Regions from separate parts of the Homo sapiens genome. Here all the other regions are linked to region 2. The links are chromatin loops, found by intact Hi-C in ENCODE. Cell type or tissue: PC-3. All regions are shown on one strand. Each heading gives the region's core, and the rest is flanking DNA. Links, peaks and the distances in the headings are about the cores only. Region 1 overlaps PPP2R5E (protein phosphatase 2 regulatory subunit B'epsilon). Region 2 overlaps PPP2R5E (protein phosphatase 2 regulatory subunit B'epsilon). Region 3 overlaps PPP2R5E (protein phosphatase 2 regulatory subunit B'epsilon).

Evidence for each region. Peaks named below come from ENCODE experiments on the same cell type or tissue, not always from the same donor. Only the 100,000 strongest peaks of a DNase experiment are listed, where the experiment ranks them.
Region 1: a loop joins it to region 2, with 2.4 times the contacts of the local background. A loop is called at or near these places in 4 of 110 quality-filtered maps.
Region 3: a loop joins it to region 2, with 2.7 times the contacts of the local background. A loop is called at or near these places in 2 of 110 quality-filtered maps.

The regions. Positions count from the first base shown.
Region 1 is chr14:63,433,601-63,444,252 of GRCh38, reverse strand. All of the region lies in intron 3 of PPP2R5E (protein phosphatase 2 regulatory subunit B'epsilon), which reads left to right. Among named protein-coding and RNA genes, the nearest start is that of PPP2R5E, 100 kb to the left of the region's middle. RefSeq lists a silencer at 5,948-6,242. In PC-3, for the core only: CTCF peaks have their summits at 5,490 and 5,693 (motif pointing left); a DNase peak (open chromatin) is centred at 6,072; H3K4me3 peaks cover 1,013 bases; H3K27ac peaks cover 1,736 bases.
Region 2 is chr14:63,487,105-63,497,756 of GRCh38, reverse strand. The region is part of intron 2 of PPP2R5E (protein phosphatase 2 regulatory subunit B'epsilon); the gene reads left to right. Among named protein-coding and RNA genes, the nearest start is that of PPP2R5E, 51 kb to the left of the region's middle. In PC-3, for the core only: a CTCF peak has its summit at 4,383 (motif pointing left); a DNase peak (open chromatin) is centred at 5,166; H3K27ac peaks cover 1,727 bases.
Region 3 is chr14:63,399,456-63,410,107 of GRCh38, reverse strand. All of the region lies in intron 5 of PPP2R5E (protein phosphatase 2 regulatory subunit B'epsilon), which reads left to right. Among named protein-coding and RNA genes, the nearest start is that of GPHB5, 86 kb to the right of the region's middle. In PC-3, for the core only: no CTCF peak of the experiment used is centred there; no DNase peak of the experiment used is centred there; H3K27ac peaks cover 596 bases.

The sequences.
Region 1 (10,652 bases), core at 1,441-9,440, 54 kb after region 2:
TATGTGATGCAAAGGAATTCCCAAACCACATGTTATATACAGGGAAACACAGTCATGCTACGTTGTTACAGTGTTATGTGTATATGTGTGTTGGAGAGTGGGAGGAGGTGAATGGTGGCAGCTGAAGATGTGGATGTGGGCCAGTCTGAAAGAACCTGACAGACAATGGATGGATAAGTGTTGAAAGGTTCTGTGTGGCGGAGTGACATGGTCAGATTTGTATTTCAGTGACAGTGGGACAGAGAGATTGGAGGAGGCTGAGATTGAAGGCAGAGAGGAATCAATTAGGAGACTGTTTTATTGGAGAAATTGTGGAGGGCCTAAGCGAACTGCAGGCATGGAAGTAGAGAAGGAGAGGAAAGGAACATTTGAGATTCACCTAGGAGGTAAAATTGATGCTGCTTGTTAGCATTTATGTGAACTTTTGGAGTGTGAGAGAGGAAGGAGTCTCGGATAGCTTTGGCAGTTGGGTAGTTTGTGGTGTGGTGCTGCTGTTGGGGAGTAGGGAGAGCAGGCTTTGGATGGAAGCTGAGGAGTTGGTTTTCGATGAGTTAATGTTGAGGTTCTTATGGGAGACCTAGATGTGGAAAGTAGGAGGTGGAAATTGGTAGTTATCAGAATGGGAGTAGGGCAGGGGAGGAAAAGAACAATGATGGAACTCTAGATGATACCAGTGAATCATTGTTTCAGTGCAGTGGTACAGGTGGGAGCTAGTGGGTTGAAGAGTAGATTAAAAAATCAAGAGGTTGAGATGACGGCTGTAGATAATTGCTCGCACCTTGGGTGTACTGTCTTCATTAGAGTAAAATCCTGTCACTTCTCTCCTACAAAAAGTGTTCAACCTTGTCACACTGATCATTTGCTGTTATTATTTTTATTTTGTCTCTAGGACTTGGCTTTTCTTGGTTTCAAAGTCTGCTTCAATTCTCAATCTCTGCTTATACCTCAAATGGTAGAATATGTAATTTTCCAAAGTTAATTTAGTTTTAAGATAAAATATATTCACTGGTTTTTCCTTCCTTGCTGTTGAGGTCTTTCTTTGAGTTCGTTACGTTGTTTCTTGGCCACTATTAGCTTTGTTTTTTCCTACTCTCAAATTATAACCTGTCACTTGGTTATCTAAGTGCTTTATTTTTTTTTATACATTCTTTGATTTAACTGGAAACCAGAGCTCTGGTTAGCCTCTTAATACAATAATATGACATTGTAGAAAATTATGAAGTTGCAATTAAATCTCTCAGAGTCTGCCGACATGTACTCTTAGTAGTGCTTGGTTAACCTCGCTACATTATTAGCTGAAGGGCAGAGAGTTTCTTTTAATAAAAGAACAACTATCTAAAAGTAGCTTTGGAATGATAACTGCCGGGGGGAAATATGAAATTTCCATTTTTCATCTTCCTGCATCTGATAAAGAATATAACCATGATAGTCCCCCCTTAACCATGGGGATATGTTACAAGACCCCAGGGATGCCTGAAACTGTGGATAGTACTGAATCCCATACGTATATCCTATGTTTTCCCCTATACATATATACCTATGATAAAGTTTAATTTATAAATTAGTCACAGTAAGAGATTAACAATAACAGTAAAATAGAATAGCTATAACAATATACTGTAGTAAAAGTTACGTAAATGTGGTCTCCCTCTTCCTTCTCTCTCTGTGTCTCTCTCTCTGTCTCTCTCTCAAAATGTCTTATTGTACTTATTCCATGGGTGACTGAAACCATGGGAAGTCAAACCACAGATAGGACGGGGACTACTGTATACATCCTGGCCAGAATTTGCCTTGGAGGTGACTCTTTAGATCCAAAGGAGATAAGATTTGTAGATATGCATTAATAGCAAAAGAGCCATTGGGGGTGGGTGGGTGAGGGTGGACTGTTTATAATATTAGAATTATACATAATGGAAGAGAAATGAGTGATATCTGAGAAGCACACTTAATAACTGAAGCTGGTGGGAAATTTGAAGGATAGGATAAGCGTAAAAGAAGACCTGAGAATTAGATTAGAAATTAAAGAATTCCTTGGTACAAAGGAAAAAATTTAAGGATATGATAATGAGATCTCCCAAAGACATTTGTAGAATGAAATCAGGAGGAACTTACTGCTCAAGGTTAGGAACAGTTTGTTAGCATTCGTAATTTTTCAAAGGGTAGGGAAACTGGTCTGTACTTCCTCAATTCCCACAATTTAACTGTGCTAATCCAGTTAAAGCTCATTTAACAGTATTGATTTAGCAGCTTGGGGTGCCCATAGATGGATTTCTTGGGGTCACTGAACCCTCTTAGGTTAACTGCAAAATTTTGTGTATTCTGTGTATTTTTTTTTTTTTTTTTTAGACGGAGTCTTGCTCTGTGGCCCAGGCTGGAGTGCAGTGGCGCGATCTTGGCTCACGGCAAGCTCCACCTCCCAGGTTCATGGCGTTCTCCTGCCTCAGCCTCCCGAGTAGCTGGGACTACAGGTGCCCGCCACCACACCCGAGTAATTTTTTGTGTTTTAGTAGAGACGGTGTTTCACCATGTTAGCCAGGATGGTCTCAATCTCCTGACCTCATGATCTGCCCGCCTCGGCCTCCCAAAGTGCTGGGATTACAGGCGTGAACCACCGCGCCCTGCTGTGTTCTATGTATTTTTATAGGAGAAAATAACTTGCTTTTGCTTAAATTTTCAAAGGTACATGTGACTCAAAAATGGTTTAAGCGCGATTTTACCCTGTGTGCACTAAATATCTATGCTGGATGCTGCTCACTTGGAGAGTACAAGATTGGAAAGGAACGGGGTCCCCCCATTTCTGGCAGTAACTAAAGATGAAAAATGAAGTTGTTAGAATGATTTCACCAGTGAAACCATTTGGGCTAGAGTTTCTCTGTGGGAAGGCTTTTGGTAGTGAACTCAGTATCTTAAATACATGTCTGACTGTTCAGATTTTTTGTTTTATATGGTGTGAATTTAGGTAGGTTGTTGTAAAGTTACACGATTTAGACTTGTGGCCATATACTTAATCCTTAGAGTCTCTTCACAAAGGTGTGTACTAATGAAAGAAGATGGCCAGCACCCGTATGCCTTCTATTGTTACCTGCATAAAAATCTGCAGGAACAATATATGAGTTAATTCAATCTTCACATTGAATGAGAACCACCTGTGACATAGGTAGTATCTAATAGATACCATTTTGTAGATAAGGTAAAGGAAGAGAGAGGTTAAGAAACTTGTCCAAAGCCACTCACCTGGGTGATTGAGATTTGAACCTTGGTGATCTGGTTCCAGAACCCATACTCTTTTTTTTTTTTTTTTTTTGAGATGGAGTCTCGCTCTGTTGCCCAGGCTGGAGTGCAGTGGCGCGATCTCGGCTCACTGCAAGCTCCGCCTCCCGGGCTCACGCCATTCTCCTGCCTCAGCCTCCCGAGTAGCTGGGACTACAGGTGCCTGCCACCACGCCCAGCTAATTTTTTTTTTTTTTTTGTATTTTTTAGTAGAGACGGAGTTTCACTGTGTTAGCCAGGATGGTCTCGATTCCCTGAGCTCATGATGCGCCTGCCTCGGCCTCCCAAAGTGCTGGGATTACGGGCGTGAGCCACTGCACCCGGCCCAGAACCCATGCTCTTAGATGCTAAGCCATAATGCTTTCCTGGAATTATTCTTTCCAATAGGAATGAGGTCTAAAACCCCTAAAAGTTGGAGTCTTGCCTCTGTGCTATGTTTGTTTCTTGAGCTCTTCTAAAAAAGTAAAAAAGCCTTTGATTTAAGCCCTTCCCTGTATTTTGCTGCTTCTGACAAGGCCAGACCACATAGTATGCTCTGGGGTTAAATGTTCATTTTTTTTTTTTTTGCTTAAGAACAGTTTCTTCTTCACTCCCTCTCTCCTACCACTTCTGCTGCCCTATATAGTAGCTTTACACTCCCTTTGTGTTATTCTTGAATTGTTAACGCTGCTTCTCAATTTTTCTCTCTACCCTACCACTTATTCCCAGTCTGGAAAAGTAAATAGTGATTGAGGAGGTGAGGAGGAGCCCAGGAGGAAGGCCGTGTATTTCAGAACACCCCTCTCTCTCTTCCACCCAGATAGCAGTCCCCTGAGTTCATGTGCTTTCCCACTCCACTTCTCTCTCTGCCCCACCCTTAGAAGTTCCAAAAATCAGGCTCCTCTGCCCGTTGGTGCTCCTTATGTGGTAACATTGGCGTGGCGATACCTTACCTGTGCATCATAGAGGGGCCCCACCTTGCAGCCCTGTTTGTGTTGAATTGGTAGGACCCACAGAAAACGTATATGGAAATTGAAAGTGCCAGTGTATGAATTCAGAGTGAGAAGGGCACTGCTCAGTGGATAGCTGTTTGTGTGTATTTGAACTGTGCCTTCTCTCCCTGCAGGCAAGCTATGCGAGCTGCCAAGGAATCCTTAGGTTGGTTGGTTAGCCTGAATTCAGAGCAAGGGGAGTTAATTAGATGATTCAAACATCCCTCCATCTCCATGATGGACATCCTAATCCTTGGAAGCACTTATGTGTGTACAGCCTGCTTTTCCTTTTTACTGTCCTTCCTGGGTCAGTGGCATAGACAAACAGACCAGAACCCGGCTGGGCGCGGTGGCTCACGCCTGTAATCCCAGCACTTTGGGAGGCCGAGGAGGGTGGATCACCTGAGGTCCGGAGTTCGAGACCAGCCTGACCAACACGGAGAAACCCCGTCTCTACTAAAAATACAAAATTAGCCAGGCCTGGTGGCGCATGCCTGTAATCCCAGCTACTGTGGAGGCTGAGGCAGGAGAATGGCTTGAACCTGGGAGGTGGAGGTTGTTGTGAGCCGAGATCGTGCCATTGCACTCTAGCCTGGGCAACAAGAGCAAAACTCCGTCTCAAAAAACAGAAACAAAAACAAAAACAAAAAAAAAAAACAGACCAGGACCCAGTCTGGCCACTTACTGAACTATGTGATCCCAGGTGAGTCTCATCCCTCTAAGCTTGTTATTATACTATAACTCTATAAGGTTGTTTTGAAAATTAATTTATGAACAGTGCTTAGCACTGTGGTAAGCATTGTTAAAGTCACCATATCATTATTATCATTATTCATGGTACCATCTCTAGCACCCCAGTAGACTTAACCTGTCTATATTGGTTAATACATTTTTCTGGTTACAATGAAGTCTTGCTAACCTGAAAGCTTTTTTTTGTCTTTTTCAGATGACTTTCCATATCTTTTGTCTGACTATTGATTTCAAACTCTCTATGAAGTTTTATTTTCATACCTTTTTTTTTTGGGAGAACTGCCTGTGAAACTGCATATGCCCCTGTGTTTATAGTTATATATACATTTATATATATACTGCCCTAAGTTCATCTAAATGAATTCCTGATATACTTGCATATTCACGTCCCCAACTCTAGTAATAATTTAGCATTTCTCTCCGCAATCATTCTCTCTTAAGGAATCTGACAAGGATTTTAAAGTGTTTAGTTTTAATTTAAATGTGCTAAAGAGAGGGTTTTTACTCAGGAAGCCACTGAGCTACTCGAGATTGCTATTTGCTTCATTTACAAGCTGTAGTCCTTCTGGCTTAACTGCTTTAAAGGTTGTTCAGAGTTTTTAATATACTTAAAATTGTTTGACAGCTGTGACTTGTCTAGCACTGATATATCCAATAATATCTCACTGTAATGAGTATACTCCCCCTGTCTCTACCCCTCCCCCCAGTGGCTGGCAGCAGAATTTTGCAGGATAAGTTACAGTACTGCATTCAAGTTTTGGTTTCTCTTTTCTCCCACCTTTTAATTTAACCTTGAAGCTGAAAATGTGGTTTAAAGGTATAAGCAATGCTTCTGGGAAATCTATTAAGCACATGGATGACAAAGTGTGAAATCTTGCTTGTGGCATGTGCAAGTGGGTCTTGGATAATCCCAGCTCTTGGTGTTAGTTTGTATGATTTGGCTGTCTCTCTACTGAGGAGACACAGAAATGAAAGAGAGGGATTTATTGGCTGATTGTTTGGAGGAAGCTGGTTACACCACAGTGGTGCATGATGAGCAGGAAAAAGCTGAGAAAATGAGTGTCCTCAATGTGGAATTCACAGAGACAGGAGTGCCTGAGGCAAGAATCTGGCAAGCAGACAATGAGCAGGTCATTTCCAGGAGGCAGTTGGCTGCTGACCAGTATTTAAAGCCAAACTTGATCTGTAGGAAAACAAGAAGAAATATGCTATTCAGTGACTTCTCAGGAGCAAGTTGCCTCTGAAAAATGGTGCAAAGACACTAGACTATAGAGTAGAAATGCCATTTCTGTGATGAGTAGAGAGAGGTGAGGGTTGGCCAAGTAGTGGAGAGGGACAGCTGGTGGGGTCATGGTGAGGAGGGTCAGGAGTGGCACACACAAGGAAAGACATTTCTCAGTAAAAATCAGGCTGGTTATAATTATTTGCTAAGTTGGAGAGCAAGTGTATTTTTTTGACAAAATGGACAAGGAAGTTCTATTGGAAAATATGATGTTTCTATACTTTTCAGAAAGGTAGGGAGTGGGGTCTTGGGAGGATAATGTTAGGTGCTAAATGGGCTACTTTGAAATACTGTGGAATTGGCCTTCCTGCAGAAGGTAAGGGCTTTATGAGAATAGGATAGACCACTCTCTGGAATAAGGCAGGCCACTTCATTTTCAGAGATTTCTGGCTTTTTTCTCTTAGACAGATTAAAAAAAAATTGTAGACAATAGAGAAACTGTTGGAAAATTAAGTTTTGTATTTGTGCTGCCCTTAATAACAAAGTGCAAAATGTGTTATATCCTATTCTGTAAAGTGAGAGTAGTTGTGTTACCGGAAAGGGGTCCTGACCCAGACCCCAAGAGAGGGTTCTTGGATCTCATGTAAGAAAGAATTTGGGGTGAGTCCATAGAGTAAAGTGAAAGCAAGTTTATTAAGAAAGCAAAGGAATAAAAGAAGGGCTAGTCCATAGGCATAAAAATAGTCATCCATTTTTATGGTTACTTCTTGATTATATTCTAAATAAGGGGTGGATTATTCATGAGTTTTCTGGGAAAGAGATAGGTAGTTCCCGAACTGAGGGTTCCTCTCCCTTTTAGACCATATAGGGTAACTTCTTGACATTGCCATGGCATTTGTAAACTGCCATGGCGTTGGTATGTGGTACCATGTAGTACCATGGTGTAGCGGTGAGGACGACCAGAGGTCACTCTCCTTGCCATCTTGGTTTTGGTGGGTTTTGGTTGCCTTCTTTATGCATCCTGTTTTATCAGTAAGGTCTTTATGACCTGTATCTTGTGCTGACTTCCTATTTCATCCTGTGACTAAAAATACCTTAACTTACTGGGAATGCAGCCCAGCAGGTCTCAGCCTTATTTTACCCAGCCCCTGTTCAAGATGGAGTTGCTCAGGTTCAAATGCCTCTGACAGTTGTTTCAGCAATAAAATAATCAGAAGGCAGTGGTGTTTAAAGCACATTTAAAATGTAAGCTTACAGGGTTGGTGGTCAGTTCCTGCCCCTAGATCCTTCTCTTGGTTTCCTTCAGAGGAACTAAGATGAAGCCAGCTATGTGTCACTGTCAACGGGGAGGGCTGGCTGTCCTGTCTTCCCCTGGAGTGGCATATCACACTTAATTCATTATGAAGCAGTAGTTTTGGGATAAGGAGGAATGTTAGTTTATGGACAGAACCTATGGTTATATGTGCTAAATATGGTTATATGGTTATGGTTATATGTAGGTCAGGTGTGTTTTAATTACTCACCAACTAGCTCAGGGCTTTGTTTTGCTAATGAAAGGTCACAGACACACACAGAGACGTGCACATAGACACAGAGTATAAGAGACAGTGACAGTTAGTTTTGGCTGTGTTTCTTGTTTATTTTTTGTGATTTCAATTAATAACACATACCTAGTAGTCAGAAACACACATCAGGAGCCTCAAATGTTTTGTGTATGCTTTTTTAAAAATTCGCAATTCAAGAGGCTTAATTTTTGTTTGAGCATTAGCTGATTTGGAACCATGAAGTCCTCATAGCAGATGTTTAGAATTTGTGTTCTCAAAAAAGCCTTATGTTGGTATTGTTTTATCAACTTGTGCACTGTGGCTTTTACAGAAAACACTCAATTCAGTTTTAGTAACCTTCTAGGACTTAGGACCCACAGTCCCCAGATGGTGAAATGCAGCAAAGCCTTGGTATCACATGGTTAGCCTGTGTGGGGCGGGAGTGCTTGAGGCCAACCCAGGCGGTACGAGGGCCTGCACTGATTTATACACAGTAAGCACTATGACTATTGCAATGTTTACACGTCTATTTTTGGATTCTAAGATTTAATATCAACAATGTTCACTTTTGGACTCACTGCTACATTTCCAATTTTGGAGCGAGTACAATACAGTCATCTCTGTGTGAAATATCATTTCCCTGTGATGGTTTTGTGTGAGGATAACAGACTCTAGAGATAATTATTTTAACATTGCTGTCACCATTTCAGCAGGTAAAAAGTTGCCTCCTATTTTGAGCAAAGTTTGATCTTGAAATAGGAGCCGAATGGAAGCGGAGGGTTCATGGTCAGAATTTGTGGGCAGTAAGGTGGAGAGAGGCAGGGATGAGTTTAGATTAGAGAGGGTGTGGCAAATTAAGCAGAGGAGGTTAGACTTAATCTTGTAGATGGCGAGCAGGGAGTTGTAAGGATTTTTGAACAGGAGGTGAAATGAAACTATATTCTTACTTTTCTTTCTCCAGACCCTATGAAGAAAGTCTGTGCTCCTTTAAGGAAGATTAGGCTGGCAGATATAACCCAGGATGGCCTGTGGCAGAGGGCTGTTGTCTTAGGTTTGTCAGATGATTGCAGAGGAAGAGGAAATTAAGAATATGTAAAGAACTCACCATCTTCCGTTTTTTTTCTCCACCCTTATCAAAAAAAAGAATCACCCATAGTTTCGGTATTTAAATTCAATCATTACCCACATTTTGGCCAGTCTGCTCCTAGTCTGCTTTTTTTTTAATATGACTTTTTTCCCTTTAAAAAATTTAGATATACTTAACTTGTAATAAAATTTGAAGAACAGATCTTAGGCAATGAACGTTCAATGAATTTAGCAATTATATATACTTGTATAGTCATCACCCCAAATGAGATCTGGAACATTGTCATCTCCCCAGAAAATTCCCCTTTTGCTCTTTCCTGTTTTTCCTTGTTAAACCTTTTTTTCTAATCTTACTATATATACATTATCATTATGATGTAAACATACTCTCCTGTAATTAAATAATCTTTTAAAAGCATAATTCTGATGGTTCCTAACACTCCATTATGTGGATGTACCATTGTTTACTTAACTGATTTTCCAATTTGGGATATTTAAACAGTTTCCAAATTTCCACTATTAAAAGTAATACCATCATGAGCACCAAAGAGACATTTTGAAGTAATAAATAAAATGACTTGTTGACAAATTGTATATAGCAGATAAAGGAGAAGAGTTAACAAAAACTCCAAAGGGTTAAAAAAATAGTGAACTTCTTGAAAGAATGGGGAGGTGGGAGGAGAATTCTCTTTGAGAGATAAATGGAGTCCAATGAGAGTGAAATTGGTTTTGACCAGCCTGAATTTGAGATGATAGTGAGATGTCAAAACTGCTCTATATGTAACTGGAAGTAAAGAAATTAAGGATATCCATGTGCCCTGGACACAGAGGTCGTAGTGGAAAAGGTGATAGGGGACTGAGTATTGAGAGGAGAGCAGCATACTAAGGGCTGGGACTTGTTCTACCTCTAGTGCTGACCTTTATTTTTCTTTTTGGGGAGGTTGTGTACTTCTTCACTGGATGAAATCATGACTTGGAGGCGTTCATTTGAATTTTGCATTCAGTATTCCCAGATCCTGAACATGCTTTATTTTTCTATTTTATTTTATACTAAGACCCACTAATGTAGTTGGTGCTAATTCTGAGAAAGAAACTCTTGTGAAGATCTCTCAGTTTATTTTGGCTAAGATTAGAGTATCTGCCATTTTTTGTTTGTTTGTTTGTTTTTTTGCTGTTATACTGGACTCTTCCCCACTAAAAAGAGACTGATTTTTTTTGCATAAGCAAATTAAATTACTTGAATTAGCAGAAGTTACTGGAGAATGGAAGAAATAACTTAATAGGAAATAATCACTAACTTTTGAGTAAATAGGGTATATTGAACCCATGCATATGTTTACTTTTATTCCCTAAAATCTCCCCACAATTACTGAAATGAAAAAGTTATTACTGAAAGGAAATAAAACCCACAAGAACAAAGCAAAATAGAGAGATCTCAAAATTAACATTTTGGAAGCTAGAAAGCAAATGAACAGTGGTTACTACCTTGGTCCATCAGAGAAAGCTGAACCCAAAGCAGCAGCAAGGAAAGTCAAGACAGGGCAAGTCACATGCACAACTCCGAGGAACTTCAGAAAGATAACCTCTCAAAGGAAGGGTGCATGGGGGCGAAACAGGAGATTCGCTGGAAAGTCTGTATAAGAAGTAGCCAGAATTCCTTTTCTCCCATTCTCCCAAAACCAGGTAGCTATGTAACTGCTCTCTCAAATCCCAGCAGAACACTGAAGCTTTACTCTCTGGAGAGGCTAAACTAGAGGGAATCTGGACTTGGGGACATTACGCACAGCTGAGAGCAGCGCGCACCTTTCT
Region 2 (10,652 bases), core at 1,340-9,339:
TGTTTTTTTGAGATGGAGTCTCCCTCTGTCGCCCAGGCTGGAGCACACTGGTACAGTCTTGGCTCACTGCAACCTCTGCCTCCCAGTTTCAAGCGATTCTCCTGCCTCAGCCTCCTGAATAGCTGGGATTACAGGCATGTGCCACCATGTCCGGCTAATTTTTGTGTTTTTTGTAGAGACGGGTTTCACCATGTTGACCAGGCTGGTCTCGAACTCCTGACCTCAGGTGATCCACCTCTGCCTCCCAAAGTGCTAGAATTACAGGGGGGAGCCACTGCACCTGGCCAGGTTCATGTGTTTTTATACTCATTTAGTTACCCTGTATTTTTTTAGTTATCTTTGGAGATGGAAGAGGTGTGGATAATCCAGAGATGATGCTTGTAGTCAAGAAAGAGTAATTGTGGCCTTTTGATGGGGAGCCAAGTTTTATGAAATCCCACGGAGTCAGTCTTCAGATCCAGGGTTCTTAATTGGCTAGAGATCTTGCAAGTTATTTTGCCATGTTGTTTTTTGAAGGGAAAGGAAATACTGTCATACGTTTATGCATCTGTATATAAAATGGTTAGAAATGGTATCATATAGGTATTGCATGTTTGTGATCATAACTGCCTGAATAAAGGTTAAAATGTCATGGGAAAATGGGAAAACTTAAGCAGGAGGAAATAGAGATAGTTTATTTTTAGCAATTTAGAATGTTCCATTTAAAAGCAGTTAAACTGGCTAGAGCTGTGGGCAGGGGGAGGGGTACTGGGGTGGTTTAAAGGCCATAGCTATTATGGTGAGTGCCTGACATTTTGATTTGAAGTGTGTCTCTGCCTGTGTATTTTAGAACCAGAAAAATTCTTGGAAAACTACCTTTTTTTTTTTTTAAACTGTGTACCCAGATAAAATAGTTTGTTATTCCAAATCTAGAATTGAGATTTTAATTTTTATTAATTTTTATTTCTGTCAGTCTTTCAGGCATTTGGCTTCTTTGCTTATTCTTTTAAGATTTAAGTCGGAGAAGAAAAATCACATCCATTAGTTTTGATTACTCAGATCAATAAATTGAAAAGGAAAATTAGAATCATTTAAATTTGACTGCATATGATGAGATTCTGCTAAATTAAACTATAAATTACATGTTTATTAAGCACTTTGTAAACACTTATTAAAACAATGTTCTAAATTGAACTATTTCCCTCTGTATATGTTCTTAGTTATTGATGGGTTATGGTTCAAGAGGCGAGCTGGATGAGGTTTCTTAACTCTTTGAGGTTGGTTTGGCAAATTTAATTAAGCCTTAAGTGGCTCACTCTTTTTTTTTTTTTTTTGAGACAGAGTCTTACTCTGTTGCCTGGGCTGGAGTGTAGTGGCGTGATCTTGGCTCATTGCAATCTCCGCCTCCCAGGTTCAAGCGATTCTTGTGCCTCAGCCTGTAGAGACAGGGTTTTACTATGTTGGCCAGGCTGGTCTCTAACTGCTGACCTCAGGTGATCTGCCTGCCTTGGCCTCCCAAAGTGCTGGGATTACAGGCATGAGCCACTGTGCCTGGCCAAGTGGCTCACTCTTGAGGGCTCAAGCAGTGTTGGAATAATGTTGCTGGATAAACGGTGAACACCAATACATCCCAGTGTATGATGCAGAATAATCCACAAAGCATGATTTATAGAAGTAGTGATATTTAACAAAAAAAATCTTCAACACTTAATATGTAAAATGAACAGTGCAAATTGTTTTTAAGTCTTGGTCTTGAAAAATACTGTAGATGGCTTAACCATATGCTTGGCTGGGCATGGTGGCTCACGCCTGTAATCCCAGCGCTTATGAAAGGCTGAGGCGGGAGGATCGCTTGAGCCCAGGAGTTGGGACCAGCTCGGGCAACATAGGGAAACCTTGTCTCTACAAAAATCAAAGAAACTAGCTGGGCAAGGTGGTACATGCCTGTTTTCTCAGTTACTTGGGAGGCTGAGGCAGGAGGATCATTTGCACGCAGGAGGTTGAGGCTGCAATGAGCCATGATTGCACCACTGCACTCCAGCCTGGGTTACAGAGAGAGATCCTCTCTTGAAAAAATGAACAAAAAAACCCCAAAAATGCTTGCCAAAAAAAAAGAAAAGAAATTAGTATATATTCTTTTAGACTTTTTTGTCTACATATACATATATGTAGACATGTTTATTTTACTTTATTTTTTTAAATGGAGCCTTGCACTGTCACCCAGGCTGAAGTGCAGTGGCACAATTTCAGCTCACTGCAACCTCTGCCTCCCGGGTTCAAGCAGTTCTCCTGCCTCAGCCTCCCTAGTTGCTGGGATTACAGGTCACCACATTGCCCAGCTAATTTTTTTTTTTTTTTTTGTATTTTTAGTAGAGATGGGGTTTTGCCATGTTGGCCAGGCTGGTCTTTAACTCCTGACCTCAAGTGGTCTGCCCGTCTCAGCCTCCCAAAGTGCTGGGATTTCAGGCGTGAACCACCGTGCCTGGCCAGACATGTTTATTTTTATAAAAATAGTACTGTACTCTTTCTCTCTCACTATATATATTTTTATGAATTTTTTTGTGTGTGTGTCTTTGAGACAGAGTCTCACTCTGTCACCCAGGCTGGAGTGCAGTGGCGCGTTCTTGGCTCACTGCAACCTCCTCCTCCCGGGTTCAAGTGATTGTCCTGCCTCAGCCTCCCAAGTAGCTGGGATTACTGGTGCATGCCTCTGGGCCAGCTAATTTTTGTATTTTTAGTAGATACGGGGTTTCACCATGTTAGCCAGGCTGGTCTCCAACTCCTGACATCCAGTGATCCGCCTGCCTCAGCCTTCCAAAATGCTGGGATTACAGGCATGAGCCACCATGCCTGGCCTTTTTGTTTTTGCTTTTTGTTTTTTGAGATAAGGTCTGGCTCTATTGCTCAGCCTGGTGTGCAGTGGCGTGATCTTGGCTCATTGCAGCCTCCGCCCCCTGGGCTCAAGCCATCCTCCCATCTCAGCCTCCCAAGTAGCTAGGTAACTACAGGCACGCACCACCATGCTTGGCTAGTTTTTGTATTTTTTGTAGAGATGGGATTTTGTCATGTTGTCCAGGCATGTCTTGAACTGGTGAGCTCAAGTAATCCACCCACCTCAGCCTCCCAAAATGCTGGGATTACAGGCATGATCCACCATGTTGGCCTCTGTGAATGTTTCATTTCCTACTGAAAAGTTTGTCATTTTTTTTTGGTTGTCTTTTTTTTTTTTTTAAATGGCTGTACAGCCGGGCGCGGTGGCTCACGCTTGTAATCCCAGCACTTTGGGAGGCTAATAGGGGCAGATCACCTGAAGTCAGGAGTTCAAGACCAGGCTGGCCAACCTGGTAAGACTCTGTCTCTACTAAAAATACAAAAAATTAGCCGAGTGTGGTGGTACACACCTGTAATCCCAGCTACTCAGGAGGCTGAGGCAGGAGAATTGCTTAAACCCAGGAGGTAGAGGTTGTAGTGAGCTGAGAATGTGTCACTGCCCTCCAGCCTGGGCAACAGAGTGAGACTCTGTCTCATAAATAAATAAATAAATAAATGGCGGTACAGTCTTCTAAGGTATGAATAAGTAGTTACTTACTTAAGACCACTTTCTTATTGATAACATCTGGAGCATTTTTATTTTACTGCTGTTGTAAACAACGCTGGTGGGGAGCTACTTAAGACATATCTCTGTGTTCACATAGGGGAGTATGTCTATAGGATACATTCTTAAAAGTGGAATTCTGGGTAAAAAATAAAAGCCTTGGTAGGTGCTGCTAAATTGCTTTAGACGTTGCGTTTTACATTTCTAGTAGAGTATTTGAGAATACCTTCTTCCTACAGTTTAAACAGTTAAAATTTAAAGCTATAATTTTAAAAAGAACAAGTAACCCGACTTTAGGAGTTGGAACATCATCTGAATACTTGACCATCATTACTGGTTAATCTTATTTTTAAAAGTTTACAAGCTAAATTAGTTAGTGAGGCAGATAGCATCACTTCCACAGTGATTTAAGAATCCTGTGTCATTTGAAGCTCACCTGTTTAATATTCCTAGAGTACTTCATTATATTGTTATCCTTCATGTTTAGTAATATCAGAAATTTTGTCAGAAATATGTCTTGCCACATGTGCAAAACTAACAGCTTGAGTACAGTTTGTCACACTGGATACAGTGTAAGCAGCCTTTATTTAGCTGCTGTCACAACTGTTTCTGGTGTTTTTGCTCTCTACCAATGATTCTCACCTAGGGGTTCTTTTGCTCCCCTCCCCCTCCCCCCACCACACACACGCACACACACACGCGCGCGCGGTAATTTGGCAATGTCTGGAGAGACCTGGTTGTGACACTTGAGAGAGGATTGAAGCGGGAAAGAGTAAGGACTTGCTACTGGCATCTAGTGGCAGACAGGCCAGGGATGCTGCTAAATATTCTATAGTTCACAGAAGAGCTGCTCACAATAAATAGTTATCTGATTAGCTTGGCTTGGTGGCAAGTGCCTGTAGTCCCAGCTACACAGGAGGCAGAGGCAGGAGGATCACTTGAGCCCAGGAGTTTGGGGTTAAAAAAAAAAAACAACCCACCAAACCAAAAAAGAGTTATCTGGGCCTGACTATCAACAGTGCTTTACACAAAGGAGTTAGGGTGCTCTATCATACAACTATCTGATGATTCTTTTGCTTAAACTGATTCTACCCCATTTCTTATGGCTGCGTGCCACACTCACCTTTAGTAGATCAGAATTCCTTGCCTAGAGCGGCTGGCTGCTCTTGACTTTGTGTTGCTGTTTCTAGCTTTTTCATGTTTTGCTCAGTGGTAGGGACAGGCAGGCCAATTTAGTAGAGCTTGACAAAGTGAAGCCTGGTATCTTCTATGAGGCTATAAACGTTGTCTAAAGACGCAATTTCTGGTTCTGATAAGGCTCCTGGTAATTCCTGGACTGGAAGACTTGGCTGTCATTGTTTTGCTGTTAAGTACCCCTTCCACTCAAATGCAAAAGTAAAACACACACATGCCACCATCCTTCCCAACCAAACCAAAACAAAAAAATTCAACAAACAAAAACAAAACACTTGATGATCAAGGAGAACCTATGATAACTCTTCTTATTCCACATTTCAAGTTTGTACTTGATCTGTGCCATCATACAAGAAACCCAACTGGTATGACTGTCCTGAGTGCATTTCCAGTGAAGAGGCTGGGAGAGTCCAAAAGAATGTTTTGAGTCATCAGATCCTTTTAAAATGTCAGATTCTTTCCATGGGATTAATTTAAACCTGTTATGACCCTTTAAAAATTTTTATAAGAGGCCTCAGAGCCATAATAACATGGAATACTGCTTGTTTAGTAGAAGCCTTTCTAAAGGCCACCTTTATATTTGGTTTAATTTTTTACATTGTCAACCATCATGTAAGAGAGAAACAGGAATTTTTGAGTCCTTAACTGGGAAGAACAGCTGCTTGGTGCAGAAAGTCTCATGAAGTAAGTCTCCTTTTGAATAAAAAGGAAGATCTCCTATTAGAAAATAAAGCATTATTATTTTTTCTTCCTTTTTCATGACAATTTAGGTTTAGGCTAAGCATATTAGGTATATATAAAGATGTAAAAAATCAGTGTGCTTTTAAGATAAACCTGTAATTCTTGTTCAGAGGTAGTAAGCTGTAGGTCGGGTTATTGAAGAACAGAGAATTATTAGGTTTCTTTTGTGAACACAGAAAGTTTCTGGGCTCTTCCAGGGCCTAGGGAGTGGAAAGTTTTCCCCTTTGTTTCTTGATGTGTTTCTTTGTCCCCTTTGTTTCCTTTATTGTCTTACTTTAGTGCTCCCCAATAAAAATATGATACCACAAATGTAGGACACATATGTAATTTTAAATTTTCTAGTAGCCAGATTTTAAAAAAGTGAAAAACAGAAGAAATTGATTAATTAATTAATTTTTTTGAGATGGAGTTTCATTCTTGTCACCCAGACTGGAGTGCAATGGTGCAATCTCTGCTCACTGCAACCTCTGCCTCCCAGGTTTAAGCGATTCTCCTGCCTTAGCCTCCTGAGTAGCTGGGACTACAGGTGCATGCCACCATGCCTGGCTAATTTTGTATTTTTAGCAGAGACGGGGTTTTCCCATGTTGGCCAGGCTGGTGTCGATCTCCTGACCTCAGGTGATCTGCCCACCTTGGCCTCCCAAAGTGTTGCCATTATAGGCATGAGCCACCGTGCCCAGTCTGAAATTAATTTTAATAATATACTTTCTTTAACTCAGTATATCTAAAATATTATCATTTCAACATGTAACCAATATAAAAATGAGCTATTTTTAGATTCTTTTTTTCACACTACATCTTTGAAGTCTCATGTGTATTTTATATTTACAGCATATCTCAATAAGGACTGGTCATACTGCTTTTTTTTTAAAATTATAGATTCAGGGAGTCCACGTACAGGTTTGTTACATGAATATATCACTCTATGCTGAGGTTTGGTTTCGAATTGAACTTGTTATCCAAATAGTGAACATAGTATCCAGTGGGTAGTTTTTCAACCCTTGCCACCTGGCTTCCCCCTTCTAAAGTCCCCAGTGTTTATTGTTCGTATCTTTATGTTCATGTGTACCCAATGTTTAGCTCCTACTTTTAAGTGAAAATATGCAGCATTTGGCTTTCTGTTCCTGTGTTAATTCAGTTAGGATAATGACCTCCAGCTGTATTCACGTTGCAAAGGACGTGATTTCATTCTTCTTATGCTGCATAGTATTCCATGGTGTATATGTTCCACATTTTTTTTTTTTATCCAGTCCACTGTTGAAGGTTGATTCCATATCTTTCCTATTGTGAATAGTGCTATGATGAACATGAGAGTGCAGGTGTCTTTTTGGTTGAACAACCATTTATTTTTCTTTGGGTATATATCCGGTAATGGAATTGCTGGGTCAAATGGTAATTCTATTTTTAGTTCTTTGAGAAATCTCCAAACTGCTTAACATAGGGGCTGAACTAATTTACAATCCCATCATCAGTGTATGAGCGTTCCTTTTTCTCTGCAACCTTGCCAACATGTTATTTTTTGACTTTTTAATAGTACTCATTCCGACTGGTGTGCGATGGTATCTCGTTGTGATTTTGATTTGCATTTCCCTGATGATTAGTGATAGTGAGCATTTTTTCATAGGCTTGTTGACTGCTTGTATGTCCTCTTTTGAGAAGTGTTTGCTCATGTCCTTTGCCCGCTTTTTAATGGGGTTGTTTTTTTCTTGTTGATTTGTTTGAGTTTCTTCTAGATTCTGGATATTAGTCCTTCATCAGATGTGTAGTTTGCAGATATTTTCTCCCATTCTGTAGGTTGTCTGTTTACTCTGTTGATAATTTCTTTCACTGTGCGGAAGTGCTTTAGTTTAATTAGGTTCCACTTGTCAACTTTTGATTTTATTGCATTCCAGAATGATATTTCCTACGTTTTATTCTAGAATTTTTATAGTTTTGAGATCTTACATTTAAGTCCTTAATCCATTTTGAGTTAATTTTTGTATATGGTGAAAGGTGTAGGGGTCGAGTTTCGTTCTGCATATGGTTAGCCAGTTTTCCCAGCACCATTTATTGACTAGGTAGGACTAGTCATATTTCCCAAGTGCTCAGTAGTTATATGTGGCTAGTGGCTGCTATATTGGTTAGCACAATTTTATTCGGCCTAGTTCTTCTACTCTGCAAGAATTTTACTACTTATTAGCTAGAGGTCATTCAGACTTAGGTATTCATATACTAACATATACATAAAATTTAAGGAAAAAAATATGTTTATAGTTGCTTACCTCAGCTACTTGTTTTTAAGATACTCAAAATATATCATGTTTCAGCATTGTAGGTAATGATATAAATTGGCCTGGACTTCATTGGATTTGTGGCTGTGCGTGTGCCAGTTTTCTAGTTCCATGTATTCTTTAAACATAGATAATGTAGCTGAGAAAGGCATCACTCAGAGAAAAGGAAGATGACTTGTACTTGAATTCTGACATACCATGATAGAAACGTTCTAAATCTTGGTGTCATCAGGAAGCTTGTTGATACCTAAAATTAAGAATTTTGGTATTGGCTGGGCGCAGCAGCTCATGCCTGTAATTCCTGCATTTTGGAAGGCCAGAGGGCAGATTGCTTGAACTTAGGAGTTCAAGACCAGCCTGGGCAATGTGGCAAAACCCCATCTCTACAAAAAATACAAAAATTGGCTGGACATGGTGGTCTGCACCGGTAGTCCCAGCTACTTGGGAGGCTGAGGTGGGAGGATCACTTGAGCCTGGGAGGTCAAGGCTGCAGTGAGCCATGATCGGGCCACTGCACTCCAGCCTGGGTGAGAGTGAGACTCTGTCTCAAAAAAAAAAAAAGAAAACAACAACAACAACAACAAAAATTATGGTATTTGGTGACCAACATTGAGTATGGGGCTATATAAATCCATGAAGAAGAGTTTTGGGACAAATAGTTTGTGTTGAGTGAGGGTATGTGAGAGGCAGTGGTACTTGAAAAGTGAATTAGCAGTTTTCTATGTTCATTTTTTACTTTCCAAATCTTCTTTGGTGAGCCTATACTATTTTTAAAATCAGAAATAAACTACCCCCCCAAATTAATGCAAAAAGTAATTAAATCAAAGCAAGAACAAAACCAAAAATCCAATACCACCAATAGTACACAAAAGTAAAGAGGTTCGAAGACCTGGATTCTAATTCTGGTTCTGTCGTTAACCATCTGTGTGATTTTGGATAAGTCAGTTAACGCCTCTGGGTTTCCATTTCTTCATCTGTAAAACCAGAAATTAAAGTTGCTTAGATTCTTTAGGTCTTTTTGGTCATGTAGTTGGGTAACACAGTTCCATGATAGCTTTCATGAAAGTCTTTTTGGGAATTTTTAAATTTATATTTATATTTATATTTAATTAAATTAATTTATTTATTTAAGATGGAGTCTTGCTCTGTCGCCCAGTCTGGAGTACAGTGGTGCGATCTTGGCTCTCTGTAACCTCTGCCTCCTGGGTTCAAGCAATTCCCTTGCCTCAGCCTTCCGAGTAGCTGGGACTACAGGTATGCGCCACCACGCCAGGCTAATTTTTGTATTTTTAGTAGAGATGGGGTTTTGCCATGTTGGCCACGCTGGTCTCAAATTCCTGACTTCAAGTGATCTGCCCAACTCAGCCTCCCAAAGTGCTGGGATTACAGGCATGACCCACAATGCTTGGCCCTTTTTTGGGAATTTTTTAGAAGGAATTATAGAGTCTAGGGGATTCTCTTAAAATCATTCACACGGCTGGGTACAGTGGCTCACACCTGCAATCTCAGCACTTTGGGAGGCCAAAGTGGGAGGATTGCTTGATCTCAGGAGTTTGAGACTAGTCTGGGCAACATAGCAAGACCCTGTCTCTACAAAAAGAATAAAACAAAAATTAGGTAGGCATGGTGGTGTGCGCCTCTAGTCTTAGCTATTTGGGAGGCTGAGGTGGGAGGATTGCTTGGACCAAGGATTTTGAGGCTGCAGTGAGCAATGATTGTGCCACTGCACTCCACCCTGGGCAACAGAGCAAGGCCCTGTCTCAAAAAAAAAAAATCATTCACTGAAAGAATATTTATTAAATGCCTGCTAAGTAGCAAGCAGTGCCCTTTAGCAGGAAAGCGTTTGGAAGAAATTGTCCTAAGTAGGTGTGTGGGTGAGATGGGGTGGAAAGAAGCAAAAACATGAGAGCGAATAATAGAAATAAAATATTTATGTAATACAGTATAATGTAAAAGGTGCTTCCCAGTTTTGTGTCTCATTTCATGTCATTTTTTATTTTGGAGACATGAGGGAGAATATAAGGAAGCAGTTGAGACCATGTGAAAGACAAATAAAGAAGAGGAAGTTACTAAAACCTTGATGGTACTGTAATAAAGCAGTTGGAGTCACCTGAGAAAAGAATATTTGGACTGAATCTGAGAGGAAAATTAAGAAAAAGTGATTATGTTGAGATGATCAATGTGAGGATGGAATCCTGAAATTAAGTGTTGTTGAGTTGTAGAAATAAGAGGAAGTATTCTTTGACAGAGGAAATACATAGAGCATACACGATTGAGATTATTACTGGGTTTAAAGATGTTTTGAAAGGTGAAACACTAATTTGTATAGAAAGGACTAAAATTACAAATTTGTTAAGACCCTCAAAACATAGATATACCTCTCAGGCTTATATAGCAGTCTCTGAATGCTTTTCAGAAATCATTAGATTGATTTCGAAATGCCTACATCGTTGGCATTGACCCCATCCATTTATCCACACTTTTCACTTCCCTTCTTTTTAACCATTCTCAAGCTTCTCCTCTCCAAACTATTCACCTGAAGAAGCAAAACATCTGTTGGTGTTACTAGCAACAATGTTTAGGAGCATTGGAGAAAAAGACAAGAGGAATTTAAGAGGGGGGGGTGGTAAATTATAATAGTTCTAATTCCAAATCTGATTTCCTACTGGACTATATCACATTTCTCTTATTTTATGTCTTAACAACTTGAGCTAATGTTTATTTTCACTTTCAAGTAATATGACATTATGGAAATTGAGGCAATGTGTTAAAATACTAGGATACTGGTTTTGTGTTACTTTTCTCGACAAATAACTTTCTCAGATTCTTCCTAAGGTAGGAAATATTCTTGTTAGAGGGCCTGAGTATAGATG
Region 3 (10,652 bases), core at 1,843-9,842, 88 kb after region 2:
TGTTCTTTGCAGTCAGTCTTCTGACTGTCATTCCTCTGTCAGTGAATACAAAAGCAAAATAGGAATTGAGCTATTTTACTATGACGTAGTGGAAAGTTAGGAAGCTTTGGGTTTGAATCTTGACTTCCCTATATATTGTAAGTATATTTTAGGAGCTGAGAATGTGAACTTTGGGGTCAGAAGAAACTGCATACAAACTCTGGCTTCTCTGCCTACTTGCAGTATGACTTTCAGCAAGTTTGTATACCTGTTGTCCAAGCCTGAATTTCCTGATTCATGACATGGGATAACAGGATAAATGAGATACTGTTAAGTAAAACAGGAGACACGTCAAAATCGACAGTTGTCAAATCTGCTTAGTTCACTTGGCAGTGTGGATACAAAGACAGGATCCCTGCCTTCAATCTTAAACAGGTGACTGAAAACCTTGGGCAGATTATTGACCACTCGGAGCCTCAGTGTCGTTTTTTATAAAATGACATTAAGATCACCTATCACAACAAGTCACAGCAAGTAGGCTTGTTATGAGATAAAATGAGATGACTTGTAAAAATGTCTACTGGTATCACCTATGGGGCATAGTAGTTGCTCATTAAATATTAATTCATCTTTTCACAACCCCCTCATATGTTATCTGCCCGCATTGATAGAATGTATTATTTTTCTTGATTCCAATAATTTTAGTTTTATTTATTTATTTTGAGACAGAGTCTTGCTCTGTTGCCCAGGCTGGAGTGCAGAGGTGTAATTTCAGCTCACTGCAACCTCCACCTCCCGGGTTCAAGTGATTTTCATGCCTCAGCCACCTGAGTAGCTGGGATTACAGACGTGCACCACCAAACTCAGCTATTTTTTGTTTATTTGATTGTTTTTTTGAGACAGAGTCTTGCTCTGTCACCCAGGCTGGAGTGCAGTGGTACAGTCTCAGCTCACTGCAACCTCCGCCTCCTGGGTTCAAGCAATTCTCCTGCCTCGGCCTCCTGAGTAGCTGGGATTACAGGCACTCGCCACTACGGCTGGCTAATTTTTTGTATTTTTAGTAGTAACGGGGTTTCTCCATGTTGGTCAGGCTGGTCTTAAACTCCCAACCTCAGGTGATCCACCTGCCTCGGCCTCCCAAAGTGCTGGAATTACAGGCATGAGCCACCAAGCCCGGCCCTAATTTTTGTATTTTTGGTAGAGACGTGGTTTCACCATGTTGGCCAGGCTGCTCTTGAACTCCTGGACTCAAGTGATCTGCCCACCTTGGCCTCCCAAAGTGCTGGCAATACAGGCGAGTCACTGTGCCTGGCTTCCAGTATTAATTTTAAAATCTTCATTTTTTGAAATAGAATTTTAAAAATATATATGAAAGTTGAAGAAGGCTTGAATAAATGCAGAAATGTAGCATATTGCTAGATGGAAAGACTCACCATCAGAAAGATGTCTATATAATCTCCAAATTATTTATACATTAGTGCAGTTCTAATTAAAATTAGTTTTTTAAAAACTTGAAACGTTTAGAGTTATGAAATAAATTTTTGAAAAAGATGACTAATGATATGGTACTTATTAAATAATATACTACAAAGGAAAAGGTAAGTTAATTAAAACAGTATGGCTTTGGAACAGTAGAATGGAACATAATAGCGCCTTAGGTGGAGATGACCCTGCTGAGCGTGCCATAAAACCCATAAGAAGATGTACCAAATAAACGAATGAATAAATATATGAATAGATGGCTATATACACATATACGTTAAATTGGCATAATTGTCCTGAAGAGAAAACCGATAGTATTCTATCAACTTAAATTTAGACCCAACAATTCTGTGAGAAATAATCAGATATGTACAAAAGATATATATACAAAGGTTATTGAATGCACCATTGCTAATAATTATTAGAAAATTGGAAAATAACTTCAAAGTTCCTTAGTAGGAGGTAATTGTACTGTGGACATTCATATAGTGAAATATTCATCAGTTTGTAAAAAGAATGTGATAGACCTACTCAATGATCTATTTTAGGTGAAACATGCATTGTTATAGAACAGTATAATTTTTGAGCCTGTATCTGTTATTTTAGGGAAAAATAATGTTAGTATTTTTGTCTTAGTTCTTTTGTGCTGCTTTAACAAAATGCCTCAGACTGGGTAATTTATAAAGAACAGAAGTTTATTTCTTACAGTTCTGGAGGCTGGGAAGTTCAAGATCGAGGTGCTGGCATCTAACGAGTGTCATCTTACTGGGTGTGCCCTCACATGGTGGAAGGCAGAAGGATGAGAGAGAGTGAACCCATGTCCCAAATCCCCTTTCATAGTGGCATTAATCTATTTATGAGGGCAGAGCCCTTATGACCTCAACACCAAAAGGCCTTACTTCCCAACACTGTTTCATTGGAGATTAAATTTTTATCACACGAATTTTGGGGGACACATTCAGACTATAGCAATATGCATTAACAATTTTGAAAGGAGTTCTACCAAATTGTTGTTAATTGGCTGGAAGGGGGTGATTATGTGTGATGATCTTCACTTCCTATTTTTTAGATATCTCTATTTTTTATATAAAAAAAATAAGCATATATGTTGTAATCAATAAGAATAAAAAATTTCATCTGCAAGTACATTCTCATTTTATTGCCTTGCATTTTTCATAAACCTCAGCTGATTTTGTGCATTAGCCTTCCTAAGACTATTTTTGTATGATAGCACCATTCTTTTATGCCCAGTATTCGTTGCTTCCTTCCTTTCACCATTTGTATCTGCCCTTTGAAAATCTAAAGCTCAAATGAAAGCTTCCTGTGTTGCCTCAAGTGCCTTTTTCAATACCTTGAATTTTTCTTCCTTATCAGGAAGCAGTATAGATTGGTGGTTAAGTGTACAGACTGATTTGAATTCGGGCTCTGCCATTTTTTTTGTATTCGACCTTGGACAAGTGACATAACTACTGTGTGCCTCAGTTTCCTCATCTAGAAAGTAGATGCAAAATATCATAATCACATTGTAAGGTTGTTGTGGAGATTTAACAACTAAATACCTATACAAACTCTCAGAAGTATTCCCAACACATGGTTCATATTCAGTAAACGTTATGCTGGTGGTGTCACTAATATTTTTATTAGGATTCTTGTTTTGAGAACTTTCTTAAGCTCTGTTTTCTTTAATAGCTTCAGTCCATGAAATCATATAGTGTTAGCCTGTCATGTCTTACCTAGCATGTTATGAATTATTTGAAATCCAACTCTTATTCTAAAAATCATTGGTATCCATTCAACTCTACGTATATGGTTCTTCACAGGCTGTTGGGTTCTCTTAAGATGTTACATGGGTTTCCTGTGTCTCTGGATTCTCTTCAGTTCCACTTTGCCAACTGATTTCCTCCAATCAGTGTTGAACATAAATGTTTATTAGTGCCAGGAACGTATAATTTATAATGTGTGAAAACCAGGGATAGCCCATTTAAATCTTTACAGAGGACAGACAAATGGTACATGATTAAGTAGTGTTGGTATGACCAAAGGAGTGATGGAAACTGTGGCGATTTAGAGAGCTTGGATCCTGCTGCCAATCCGCTCCCAGTAACGGTTGGTCTCTAGGTAAGTGAGCCAAGTATTGCTAGATCTTTTGGCTTTTCAAGAGAAGCTGGAAAGCCATATTTTGGTAGAGCCAGACAAAACAGTCTGTTGTTTTTCTTTTTCTTTTTTTTTTTTTTTTGAGATGAAGTCTAGCTCTGTCACCCAGGCTGGATTGCAGTGGCTCGATCTCGGCTCACGGCAACCTCCGCCTCCCGGGTTCAAGTGATTCTTCTGTCTCAGTCTCCTGAATAGGTGGGACTACAAGCATGCACCAGTATGCCTGGCTAATTTTTTGTATTTTTAGTAGAGATGAGGTTTCACCATGTTGGGCAGGCTGGTCTTGAACTCCTGACCTCGTGATCTGCCCGCCTCGGCCTCCCAAAGTGCTGGGATTACAGGCGTGAGTCACTGCGCCTGGCCAACAGTCTGTCGTTTTTCATTCAAGGGTTTTGAATGTTTTTGTTTGAAGGGTTTTGTTGTTTTTTATTCTAGAATAGTATGACTGGCTCACTTGAATTTCAGTGTGATTTTTATTAAATCTAGATTTACATAACCTGTAGCATTTTTTGTGTACTCACTTAAGTGTTTGGACAAGAAAGCTGTTAGAGATTTATCAAAGATAGTCCATTCATTGCATAGTGCACTTTTGTCTGTGGTAATGTTGATTTCAGACTTAAGTAACTTGGTTAACTGCCTTCTAGAGCTATGACTATGTAGACTTGCCTAGGCTTTATGGAACAATTTTGTCTATTCTTAATAAAGATAATTTTCATCTGTATTGGGATGGTTGGGAAAATGGTTTCTTTATGATCCCCCAACCCCTTCTTTAGACCTAAATGAATTAGCAATACTTCGATTATTTCATTGGGTGGATTATTGTGGCAAGAGTTTAGCAACATATTTCTAAAGATTACTTTCAACTACTCTGCAAATCTGAAAAACAGTCAGTGGTTGCTGAGAGACATACTATTCAAGTATCCCCGTAAACATATGTACTGCTGGAGATTGCTATTTAGTAATTTGTACTTCACATTTGCTGTTATATTTAGCTGAAAGGTACTGTAATTATCATGTAAATTATGCAGATCATGCAAATCATTCAGCCTGTCCTTAAAAGTGACCTTTTGTTATTGTGTTTTTAAAAACTCAAGACAAATTGGACATGACACAAACCAACCTATTAAAAAAATTTTAGTTCTAAACTGAAATAAATTCCACAAGGCCTTGAATCTCAGCTCCAATACAAAGAACTATTTTCCAAACGAGTTCCTTGAATATGTCAAAATGTTTACATTTCTCTCTCACAGCCTATAGCAAGTAAGTGTTGGGAGCATTTATTTCTACCTGGAATTTTATGAGATAGCCATTGCCAATTACCAGTTAACATCACTTCATCCTGTCCTGTCCAGTGTATAACTCAAAAATCTTGTAAAAAGGGCTTTATTGCTCTGACTCCTGCATTCAGAGCCAGCTTCCTGGTTGTATAATTTGTGCAGTTGTGCTGGGCCCTGTGCTTAGAAGGGCCCTGTGCTTGGTTTAGTGCTCTGCTCTTGCTGTCTTGAAACTCTTAATACTTTTTGAGCAGGGACCACCGCATGTTTATTTTGCACTAGGCCCCACAAATTATGTAGCTAGTCCCTGCCTGCTTCCCACTAAGTGCATCATTATTTAGCACAATAGCTCTTTCTTGAATTGCTGACCAAATAGGTTGTCTTAAAAATTTAAATCACAAGGTTGTCTTGAAATAGATAGTATGCTCAAGGGGAAAAAAATGGACTTCTTTGGTTTGTGGAAAGAATGCTTGAAATTAAATGGAGGAAAATAAAAGCGTGTGACTTGGTGGAGTTGTTCATATTTGTACGCCTTACACTTTCGAAAGTTTTGTATTGAATTTCCATAGGAGTCTTGGAGTCAGAATTGCCAGAAGCTTGTGATCGCAACCTTTTGATGCCTTGTCCCCATTGTCCTTTCTCAGTATTTGCCCCATAGGTTGCTTCATTTTATACAGTGCATCCCTTGAGTCGTTCTGATTCACTGGAGTCAGACTACCTTTGGCTCTGGTTTCTTTGTTCTGGGCTGTTTTCTCTGTATTTGGCCAAGGTGAAAGTATGAGGAAGATAGTTTTCAGGTAGTAGGAGAAAGTTGCAAACAAAGCCAGAAATGTGGACATCTGATTTTAGTGCTCTGTGGCACTTTGGATGAAAACATTTAGAATACCAATTTTATCGGTTATCTATTTGAAGAATTCTGATGTTCTCTAAAATCTTACTTTACATGGAATAGGGCAGGGTAATTCTTTATTATAGCAGAGAGCAACTGGGTTGTTTTGCTCGAAACCTTTTGCTCTTAATGACTTTTAAAAATAGTTTTGATAATGCCTACTTTTAAAATTCCAATATGTTTATATGATTTTTAATGAAAAATAGCAGTCTCTTGCCTCATCTTTCTCCAAACCAGAGTCCTATTTCCTAGAAGTAACCACACTTAAGTCTTCCAGTTGTTTCTGTATATTTATTTCCATATTTCTAAACAGCATGCTTATACTGCTATTTTTTAACTTGTGATTTTAGATTTTATTTATGTCTATTGACTTCCTACTGTAAGCCATTATGTATCTCCCACTATAACTCCCTCTCTACATTTGTTATATCACAAAATTTGAATGAATCACATGATAGATGAGTACTATTGTATACATGTTGTTCATTCCAAGGCACATAATTACATTTGTTTTCTTGTAGAGCTTTTTTTTTTCTTTTTTTAACCCTGGAAAATAGGTGCCTTATTTTTTTACTTGCTTTCCTGTGTATTCATCACTAGTGTGTGCTTTAATTCTCTGAGAGTAACCATACAGCCCTTCTCAGTATGGCCCACATATCAACTAGTCTATCAGTTACTTTTTTTTTTTTTTTCTTGGAGACCTTCTTCCTGGAGCCCTGGTCATCCTGCTCTAATTGGCACTCTGGGCCATCCACACAGTCATCCCAGCACTTCCCTTTGGTGCCCTTCTAGACTGTGTCTTTGCTTGTTTAACTTCTTCTTTGGTGGAGCATATCTTCTAGATTCTTCCTAAGAAAGCATGAATGGGATGTAAGTGTTCTGAGATCACTTGTCTGAAAACGTCTTTATTCTGCCTACATTTTTTTTTTTTTTTTTTTTTTTGAGACAGACTCTCGCTTTGTCGCCCAGGCTGGAGTGTAGTGGCACGATCTTGGCTCACTGCAACTTCCAGCTGCTGGGATTACAGGTGTATGCCACCACGCCAGACTAATTTTTGTATTTTCAGTAGAGACAGGGTTTCACCATGTTAGCCCATGTTGGTCTCAAATTTCTGACCTCAAGTGATCAGCCCGCCTTCGTCTTCCAAAGTGCTGGGATTACAGGCGTGAGCCACTGTGCCCTGCCTGCCTACATACTTTATTGACATTTTGGCTAAGTGTAAATTTGGAACTTTCCCAGATGTTTTAAGGAATTGATCCATTGTTTTCCAGCTTCCAGTGTGGGTATTAAGAAGGCCTGCACCAGGTGAATGCCTTATCCTTTATAATGACCTGTCTTCTTTGTATCTTCTTTGAGATCTTCTCTTTGTCTCCACATCCAGAAAGTGATGTGCTTTGGTGTGGATCTTTGTTCATTTATTGTGCAGAACACTTAATGGACCATATCTATATTGACATTGATGACTTTTTTTTTGTTGGAAATTGAATTGAATTATTCTTCAGATAATTTCCTTCTCTTCATTTTCTGTTTTTCTGTCTCCATGTCTTTCTGGATTGCTATTATGTATTGGATCTTCTGGTTTTTAAAATCTTCTTCTATATATTATCTCTGTTTTTTGGTTATATGCTCTGGGGTAGAGTTGCTCATTTTAATGTTCTAGTGCTTCTGCTAAAATTTTTATTTATTATATGTTGAACTTCTAAAAGCTTTTAAAAAATTTCCTGAATATCCACCTGAATAATAGCACTGTTTTATTTCAAGGATCCAGCATATTTGTTTATCTTTGAAGATGTTAATAGTTTCCTTCTTGCAATTTTTTTTGGTACTCCTAGCATTGTGCCTGTTTCCTCTGAGTTCCTTATAATTGTTTGTTGTGGTCTTTTATGTTAAAATATCTGGTGATCTTTGACTTCATAGTCATAATTACATGTTAGTCTACCGAAAAGTTGCTTAGAACTTGTGTATGTTACCGTGTGCACATGTGTGTTTATATTTGCATGGTGACACTTGGCAACTGGTGACTTTGAATGGCATAACTGGTCAGGGACCTTGCCATTTCATTAGGAAACCCTCAGCTGTTAGCATATCTGTAGGTCTTTCCTCTTGAGGCTGTCAGTTTCTTCCAAAAGGGACTTTCTGATCTTCTGACTTATACAGAATTGGGAGCCTGGTCAGGGAAGAAAGCTGGCAAATATGTCACTTTTAGGTATGCAGAGTTTTATTTCATCCCATTATTTCCAATAAGTGCTTTACTTAACGTGTATGATGTCTCCAAGATTAGATACTTACTCATTCTCTCCAGACTTACATTGTAAATCATCAATACACCACATGGGATAGGGATCTGGGGGGTCTTCTACAGACTTTCAACCAGTCCTCCTGTTTTTAGCTATTTCTCACACCCTTACCATCAAATATATCTGGTGCCTTTAGTTTTTAAGCCTTGTAAGGGTTCCGTGGTGTGAACTGGCCTGCTTCTCGTTGGCTTTCTTCCCTGCTTGCAGAATGGAAAAACACTTAGCAGACTGGAGAAAGAGGAAACTTAAGATAGTTACCTCTTGTCATCCACTTCCATCTTTGAGAAGTCTACAAATAAGTCTAAATTTTCTCTCCAGTCCTGTCTATGCCAAGGCTTTCTTCTATTCTTATTCTTTCACTGTCATTTTAGGGAGGATTCAAGAGGAGAGAGGTTCAATCCCCCTGCCTAGCTGGAAGACCCTTACAGCCCTTTTTCATTTCACTCTTCTCATTTCATTGTAGATTTATGAAGTTCAAAGAAAGGTTATTTGGCTAAATCACTATGTAGTTTAACCCTATTTGTGAGCTTCAAGAAGGCTGGTTTTTGTAAACCTGGAGTTAGTATGTTGACAGGTCTGTCTTTGCTCTGTAATCACCTTGGAAACGCTCCAGCTTCTTAACTTCTTTTCTTTGACTACAAGCTACCTGTTATATTAGGGATGGCACAGTCCACTTAGGCATTTACAGGTGTGGGATTATATTTCTTTTTTGTGTGGGAGTGATTGGGACTATAGATATGACTAAGCACACTCATATTATTTTGTTTTGGAAATCAGAGCTCATCAGAGTTCATCCTACCCCCCCTTGTTTTGGCCTGTGCACTATTATATTTCTCTCTCATACATCATAAAATCATCAAAAGCATGTTCTCTACAGAGAAGCAGAAAAATAGTTTAATACTGCAATTCATCTTTCTCATAGAATATGATACATTTAATATTTGTGGCTTTGTAAATATCTAAAGTTAGGCACTCGGCAATGCATTTTGTTGAGAGCCTAATGAAAACATCAAACATTTCTTGCTTAATTATTGTGTATTCATTAAACTCAAGATTAACAGTATACAAGGAAGGTTGATTCAAGTTTTGCTAATACTACACACCCTCAAACCTTCTCTTATGTTGGTTACAAGTTATTCATTAAAGCCTTTTGAAACACTTAAAAGTAGAAACGAAATTTAAAAAATAAAACTTACAAGGTTAATTATTTCTATTAACCTTGGAATGGGAATGGGTGGATGGGTGGATTGGGTAGGTGGATTAGAGGTCTTATGTCATTTGGAACATGTTATAGATAAAGAGATACTGAGTCTATATGGGGCCTTTTTTTTTTGGCTGGTTGGGGCCACATGCCTTTCTTTCCTAGATAGAATGTTTTCCTGTGGAAATGTATTAACTTGCCCATTACCTCCCCTGATGGGCTCCAAAATTGTTCAACAATGTGTATGTCCAGCAATGAGGACCATCGCTGGCACATAGAAAGAACTCAGTACGTATGTATTTATTGTATTGCTGAATGGGCAGAGAGCTGTAGTTAACAACATCTTCTGTTTGGATAGGCTGCTAGGAAAAGCATGTACTATTGAACCTGTGAGGAGCACTCATATCCCACTTCTAACTCCTCATTTCTTCATCGGTCAGCCTGGATGTCTCTTCCTTTAGAAGCCTTTGCTGATCACTCCACTTCTTCCAAATACAGTAGATGTGTCTGCTGTGTATTTATACAACATCCTGAACTACTTAACATGCTGTTTATTTACTTGTTTGTATTCCCCATTAGAATAGGCTCTGAGAAAGCAAAGACTGTATCTGTCTTGCTTATCATTGTATCCCTGACAGCTCGCCCACTGGCTGGCTTTTAATAAGCACACCATAAATATTTACTTGAAATACTCATTTTTAAAATGAACAGATGAATGAATGATAGATGGATGGTGGATGGCATTATGTAGCTAAAAATTGTGTCCTGTCTCTACCTATTTTTGAAGACCATCCTTTAGTTTGCGTTTCCTGCCATGTTTGAGGGGCCTTTTTTTGGTCCATAACTCTTGTCTTTTATTCAAATTAAAACACCGAACAAAAGCACATTCGATTATTGACCATGAGGTTTTTATTCTGCTGTCAGTGTCAACCTCATGTCTAAATCACCTGAGGTCAAACTTACATATATCTGGATAGCCTTTTTGATGACGATGGTAGTCTAATTTGTGTGTTATGTGCTCTTGAAATGTTTTGCTGTAAAGACACTAGAACTGAATTTTGCTTTATTGCAATGATGATGAATGTTAAAAAAAACAACTCAGTAACATTCAAACCAATTTCCAAGTTTGTTCTTCAGCCAGAGGAACTTGCACACTGACTTTTTGTAAAGGTAGCAGATTTATTGTGTTGTAATTCATACACCATAAAATTCACCATTTTAAAGTTTCCAATTTAGTGGTTTTTAGTATGTTTACAGAGTCATGCAACCATCACCACAGTATCATTGCAGGATGTTTTTATCATCCCTCAAAGAAATCCAGACCCACAGGAGGCTGAAGCAGGAGAATCGCTTGAACCCGGAAGGCGGAGGTTTCA